2 separate regions of the Mus musculus genome follow, and region 2 is linked to region 1. The links are chromatin contacts, found by Hi-C or POLR2A ChIA-PET in ENCODE. All regions are on one chromosome and are shown on one strand. Each heading gives the region's core, a stretch centred on a gene start or an enhancer-like site at or near the end of the contact. The rest is flanking DNA. Distances are from core to core; before and after follow the strand shown.

Region 1 (3,680 bases), core at 1,071-3,570:
CTCAATATTGGCCTCTATGGGTCTGGACAAGCCAACGAACCCCTCTTTGTTTAAAAATTAAAGACACTGGACAAAACCATCTGAAGTTCTCACTCACATATGTGCATACTGAAACCAGAATTCAGGTCTCTTCCTTAGTCATTTTCCACTTCCAATTGTTTTATTATTTTACGAATGTTTTGCCTTCATGTATATATGTGCATGCCTGGTGTCTGAGGCTACAAGAGGGTGCCAGATCCCCTGGAAGTGAGTTATAGACAGTTGTGAGCCACTATGTGGATGCTGGGAATCAAACCCAGGACCTCTGGAAGAGCAGCCTGTGCTCTGAAGGTCCAAGGCATCTTCTCCAACCCTGTTTTTATTTTTAATTGTGTAAGTGTGTATCTGTATGTGGCCAGGAACACTTGAGGCTATAGGATCACCTGGAGGCAGAGTTACAGATAAATGTAAACCAGCATATGGTACCAGGATCAACTCCAGCTCCTCTGCAAGAGTTTCAGGCGCTCTTAACTGATGAGCCATCTCTCTAGTCCTTTCACTGTATTGGAACAGAGTCTATCACTGAACCAGAATCTTATCAAATGGCTCTCAGGAGCCTCTTGTCTCTGCCTCCCAGCAGTGAGACTACAGGTGAGAGCCATGTCTGGCTTTTTACATGGATGCTGGGGATCTGAACTCAGGTCCTCATGTTTATATAGCATTTACTCAGAGCCAGCACCTCAGCTCAAGGAAGAACTTTTAATAATAGGGTACCTTTCAACAAAAACATATTACGATTTTATGCAATGCTACAATCTTCATTTTGAAACTTAAGCTACTTTTGACTTGTAAAGGCTCACTGTCTATCAAAAACATGGAGACGGGAGATATACAGCTCATTGGTAAAATTAAATAAACCACAAACCTCCAACACACACACACACACACACACACACACACACACACACACACGGCGCGCGCTCCAGTGCTAAATTTTTGTTTCTTCCTGAGACAGAAGAAGTAAAATAAATGAAGATGCAGATATTGCATGATTAACCCCAGATGTCACTGAGCATATATAATAATGAGCATACGTTCCTGGTTTTGCATATTTGAAATTCTCCAAATTATAGGTCTGAAAAATTACTCTCAGAAAGAGGAAGGATAATTTAGCAGGCAGGATTACAGTTTTGACCATAGTCTTTGGTCGCAGTGATTTTTATGCCTGTCTTTACGGGGTTGCGATACAATCTCGAAGACACGCTAACTCTGCAGAGACTCTTAAAAGTTCTGCTCAAATTAAGGAAAACGAGCGAAACCAAAGTTCTTCAAAGGCTATCTACCGGTAATACGCAAGAGATGGGTATGGGATGGAACTTAACGTCCGCGAAGCCTGACAATTTCACATAGATTATTCTACAACCTGTGAGTCACCAATGTAATATCCAAGTAAGATGGAAAGTGAATAAATAAGTCAAACTTCCAGGTAGGATGCTACTACCACTGAGGGCATGGAACCAAGGCGAAAGGGAGTCTGGGGTGTGAAGAAGGCTGGAATAGTGGCAGTTCTAGTTAGTGGCTCAGGAAAGTCATGTAGCATCAAGCAGGGCTGCCCCTATCCGGGGGCAAACCTGGACACTGGGACTCTCCAATGCGGGAAGGGGGAGAGGGGGCAGACCCGAAAAAGAAGACAGTGTGAGCACAGCACGGGATAAAGGACGGATTCTGGGGGGGAAACCCGTTTCCACGTGATCTAACGCCGGGTTCTCAGCCACGTTCCTCAGCTCCGGGCCACACCAGGCCGAGGCGGCGAGCGGCCTGCGGAGAGGAGCGTGGTCGGTTGAGGAGGAGAGAAACCGGTCGGGGAGAGAGGAGCGGGGCGGCCGAGGAGAGGAGGGAAGGGAAAGAAAGGGCCGGATGAGGACAGCGGGGCTGGCTGAGCCAAGGAGCCGAGCGGCAAGGAGCCGGGCGACTGGAGAGGAGATGAGGCGGCAAGAGGACAGCGGGGCTAGCCCGGGAGGAGAGGAGCGGGGCTGGCGAAGGACAGGAGTGGGGCAAGCGGGCGTGAAGGAGCTCGGACCGCCCGGCAGCGGCTGCCCCACCGGCGGGACCCCGGCCCGCGGCTGCCGACCCCGCGTCCCGCCCGGGGCCGGGGGCGTCCGGTAGGACCAGGTCCATCCAACTCACCGGCCGTGAGGCTCGGCTCCAGTCCTCGGTGACTGCCGCTCCCGCCCTGCCCTGCCCGCCGCCGGCCCAGGCGTACGTAAGAGCGTGCGTACGCCCGCCCGTCTTTGTCTACGCCGCTGGACGTGGACCCCACTCCCCTCAATCCCCGCCCCCGAGTCCCGCCCAACCGCGCTTGCGCGGTCTCCCGGAGGACCCCAGGGTGGGCGGGGCTCCGGCGATGCTCGCTCCTCGCACTGATGCTCGCCAGCGTGAGCCGAGGTCGCTTTCTGAAAGCCAACCGGGGCCTGTCTGAGCTGTGTCCAGAACAGGCATCGTTCCCGGGGAGAGGGAGAACCCGGCATGGCGAGGTTCATTTACTGAGTCTTTGTGGGACTTTGTGTGAGATTCGGTTCCGGCTGGCCACGAAACGTTAGCCACCATCCCAGCACTACCCGGGCATCCCGGAGCTTCTCTTAACGTAATTGGCTGGTTGGCCAACTGCAGTTTTCCAACCCAGCCACAGTTCTAACTAACCTCTCCTCAGACTGGAAGCTTCAAAGACAGGCTTGTTTTGCTGACGTGGGTCCTTTATAGTGGAAGAAAGAGAAAGAAGGGATGGGGGACACGCCTCTTTGGCCCACCCCACCCCCTTTTAAGACAGGACGTCTTGTAATACAGACTTGCCTCAAAAACTGCGAATTGCCCAATGACCTTCAGTTTCTGCACCGACTGCTTCCACCTCCTGAAGTGCTGGAATAAACTACCGTCCCAAGTTTTATAAAGTGCTGGGGGCTGGAACTCAGGGCCTCGTGCATGCTAAAAGAAGCACTCGACCAGCTGAGCCACATTCCCAGCCTCCGAGTTTATTGCTTTTGTATACTTCCAAGAGTACCTAACCTTTCCCCTAATTCAGGACTTAAACCTCCATTTGTTGATTTCTTCACAAACTTTTACACAACTCCAGGTATGTAACTATAACAGGAATACAAGACATATTTAATGATAATAAATTTATTTAAAAGCATTTTTGCTATGTATTTGTAGCTTTCCTATATTAACTATTAAAGCAAATTTGCATATTAATGAGATGGATGTGTTTGCCACTCTATTAATTTATTATTTTATTTTTGGTTTTTTCGCTGGCTGTCCTGGAACTCACTCAGTAGACTAGACTGGTCTTGAACTCAGAAAAACGCCTGCCTCTGCCTCCCAAATGCTGGGATTAAAGGCATGCGACACCACTGCCCGGCTGCCACTCTTAATATAAAGAAATCAGCTAAATATTTGATACCAAAGGATATAAAACATAAAGTTTCCCAACGTTTTAAATTTTATAATTGTCAATGCTGAGAACACCGTTTCACAAATACCTTGTACAAAACAATATTAGTAAGTTTATGAACATTTCAGAAATTATTAGAGATTCTGCCCTAATCCCAAGCCAAAAATGATTTAACAGATTTTTGTGAGCAGATTAACTGAAGCAGTTTTTAAAATCAAGAATTCTAATACAGTGCAACCCCTGAATGTGCTAA
Region 2 (3,243 bases), core at 656-3,155, 49 kb after region 1:
AGAGTTTTGCAATGCAGTCCATACTGGCTTAGGACTCAGGATCCTCCTGCCTCTGGCACCTGGGCGCCAGGTTACAGGTGTCCATGACCACACACTGTTTACACAGTATCTTTTCAAAGCTTGCTTCATCTTTAATTTGCAGTTCAAGAAGGGCAACTGTGCCACTAACTTGCCAACAGCCATAAATCCCACTTAAGGAGAAGGTAATGAAATAAAGAATTTTCTAGCCTAACAATCAGTCAGTACTGGGATTGAAACCAGAGCCCCACACATCCTAGACAAGTGGTCTACCATTGAATTATCTCAGGATCACCACCTTTTCCAAGCTATTTCAGAGCATGGTCTTTTCAAACTGCCTAGGCTGGCCTGGAACATGCAGTCTTCCAGCCTTAGATTTCCTAGTAGCTGGTAGTTGGCCTGAGTAAGTATGTAGTGCTGGGGATAGATCCCTGGGCCTTCAACCTGGAAAAAACAGGCTCTGTGCACTAAGCCACACACCCAGCCTACAAACCACCCCTCTGATTTTAAATGGCTGGCACACATTTCTCTAGTACACACTCATCTCCACCTACCTAGTCCACAAGCAGCATTTCTTAGCCCCACACCCACACCATGCTTAATTACCCTCCAAGTTCCTCATCCTTCAGAAACTGATTTATGAACAGGAAATAGAATCTGAGTAATATCGCTGAAGAACAAAAGGAGGATCACATTGGGTAGACGAGTAGATTTTTTTTGTTTTTTTTTTGGTGTGGTTAAATCTGAAGGAATGGTACACAAATCTCATCTTTGTTTACAAGGTTGCCCAAAGGACCTCTGCCCCATGACCGTTTTGATATGCAAGGCAAACAGGAAGTTCCCAGTGATAATGACTGGGAGTCAGGGTTGGTTCAGCTACAAGTTCCTTTGCCGTTCCTGCCCGGGACCGTGTACGTTTTTCAGGTTCCAAGAAGGCCTGTCTGGACTGCCGAGCACATCCCTAATAAACCCTTTCAGCTGAACAGTATGACCAGCACAGTGACCACAGATACCAGTCATGACTATGACGCTGTCTTTCGCGTGTCTGAGGCAGTAGGATATAGGTTACCACAGGAGGTATGAGGTGGCCTGGAGTTCCAGGAATTAGCACCTCATCAAGATGTCAATAACTGAGTGAGTGTGTGTGTGTGTGTGAGCTTCAACCAGGTGTCAAGTACCGTGTGTGTGTGTGTGTGTGTGTGTGTGTGTGTGTCGGCATCCTGTTAAGGACACTCTTGGGTGGACTGCGGGCCAGCATCCTAAAAGTTCTATATGATCACTGTACTCTGAGCATTAGCCTTAGTGGTCTTTCTCCAAATACTAGACCGTACCTCCTTCGTATATCTTTTCCCATGAATCCTGACGTCTCATGCTCTCCCGAACCGTGAGACACTCCCTCCCGCTCCAGGGACTCTCCCCTCCCCAGGGCCAGGGGCAGGGCCAGGAGCAGGGCCAGGAGCAGGGGAAGCCGGGCTGCATACCCTGTTCTCCAGCTCCGCGGGGAACTTGGTCTGGAACTGGCAGCGCGTGCCGCTGCTGTAGTCTCGCTGAATGAACACCTTCCCGGACACCGGTGCCTGCTGCGGCCTCATGGCGAGGACAGGACCCGCCGCTCTGCGAGTTCGGGCAAGACACGGGGTCAGATGGCCGGCCTAGAGCCGGCTCTCCGGCCCGCCAGCCCTTCGGAGCCACCCACCGCCCAAAGACGCCCCAGGCCTCCCCCCTCGCCGATCCCCTTCACTCATGGCTGTAGCCGAGGGACTCCAAGCTACCCAAGCCCAGGACCCGCGCCCCCCCACATCCTGGTTCGGCCCTGGAAACACAAACCCGCCTCCTCGGCCCTCCAGCAGCTGTCGCGCCACCTCCGTCGCCGCTTACGTCCTGTCGCAAAAAAACCTAGCCTCTCCCGAACACCTTCTGTGCCGCACGTTGACACCCCGCCCCCTCCGGCCGTAAAGCGACGCCTCCGCGGCTGCGCGTTGCGGTGAGGTGCGCGGTGGCTGGGAGAGAAGTCTTCCTAGTGTAGGCGAATGAAACCCTTCCGGGCGGAAGAAGATGATGATGATGAGGTGGACGTGATCGGTGGATCCGGGAGTTCCGGGAAAGACGCCGGGGTTAGAGACTCGGAATTCCCTGTTGGTTGTGGTGAAGTGGTTTGTGGGCACAGGAATAGTTCCCTTCTTGATTAAGCGTTCCAGCTTTCACGTGGGCTAACCCACCTCGCTCCACAAAAACAACCGTCACTCTCCAATTCCAACAGACACAGATATTTACAACTACAAAGCGCACTACTGGGGATGCATTTGGCCCCTGGAACCCTCTTGAACGAGAGTGAGGAGATGGTATTCCTGTTCTGCATTATCCTGCATCCCTTCTCCAATTCTTCTTGAGGTGTTGGTTTTTTTCGTCCCAGAGACATGTACACCAGCTATACCCGCTTAGGTGACCCGACTGGACCAACAACAGTTCTCTCTCATTGGTCCCCACTTTACTGACTGTATCTTTGCAAGACATCCAGGAAAATCCCTATGCACGTCTGGTGGTGGCGATGTTCTAGTACAACTTTTTAGTATACTGATAATTGATTAGATACTTGATCAGTTGTCACGATAATTGATTTCTCTTTTGGGGTTTTAAAAATAGCATTAAAAAAATTTCCAGCATAGGGCGGGGGACAGGGCAGAGGTCGTCCACTCCCTGGTGATCTCTGAGTTCAAGCCCACCCCAGTTTACCTAAATAGTACCAGGCCAGCCAGATCGTCATGGTGAGACCCTGTCTCAAAAATGAATAGCTTTATCCCAATAAAGGGTGTATAGTAAACCCACTCATTTAACGTGGACATAATTTGTTAACTTCTACCACGTCCATGCCCTTAAACCATCAGTACAATCAAGATAATAAACACCACCTCTAAAAACTTCCTTACTCTTTACAGTCATACCTTTCAGCCATTCAGCAGACCCCCTTTGCCCAGTACTAACCTTTCTGTCACTAGAAACAAACTTGTGTTTTCTTAACTTTCACTTAAATTGAATCAGAGTTTTTCGTCTCCTTCTTATTGTATAGATTCTACTGAGATTCCTCTGTTGTGCCATACGTAATTTCATTTCTGTGACTTTCCCCATTTATTCATTCACGTACTGCCTCAGGGTTTCCATTGCTGTGAAGGGAAACCATGACCAAGACAGTTTTTTATTTGTTTGTTTGTTTGGTTTTTTGAGACA

Evidence for each region. A loop is a pair of places that touch in the nucleus more often than their neighbours do. ChIA-PET counts read pairs that join two places held with the same protein, here RNA polymerase II (POLR2A).
Region 2: a map of heart shows a loop between it and region 1 (6-fold over the local background). The contact joins the promoter of Golga7 here to the promoter of Gpat4 in region 1. A Hi-C loop is called at or near these places in 2 of 37 maps with a recorded cell type or tissue (both heart). POLR2A ChIA-PET finds 5 or more read pairs at or near these places in 1 of 5 experiments (Patski).

What each region holds. Positions count from the first base shown.
Region 1 is chr8:23,206,133-23,209,812 of GRCm38, forward strand. Gpat4 (glycerol-3-phosphate acyltransferase 4) reads right to left here and starts at 2,321. Exons shown (of 13, transcript NM_018743.4): 1 at 2,167-2,321.
Region 2 is chr8:23,255,175-23,258,417 of GRCm38, forward strand. It overlaps Golga7 (golgi autoantigen, golgin subfamily a, 7), which reads right to left and starts at 1,906. Exons shown (of 5, transcript NM_020585.2): 1 at 1,500-1,906. The coding sequence starts at 1,610.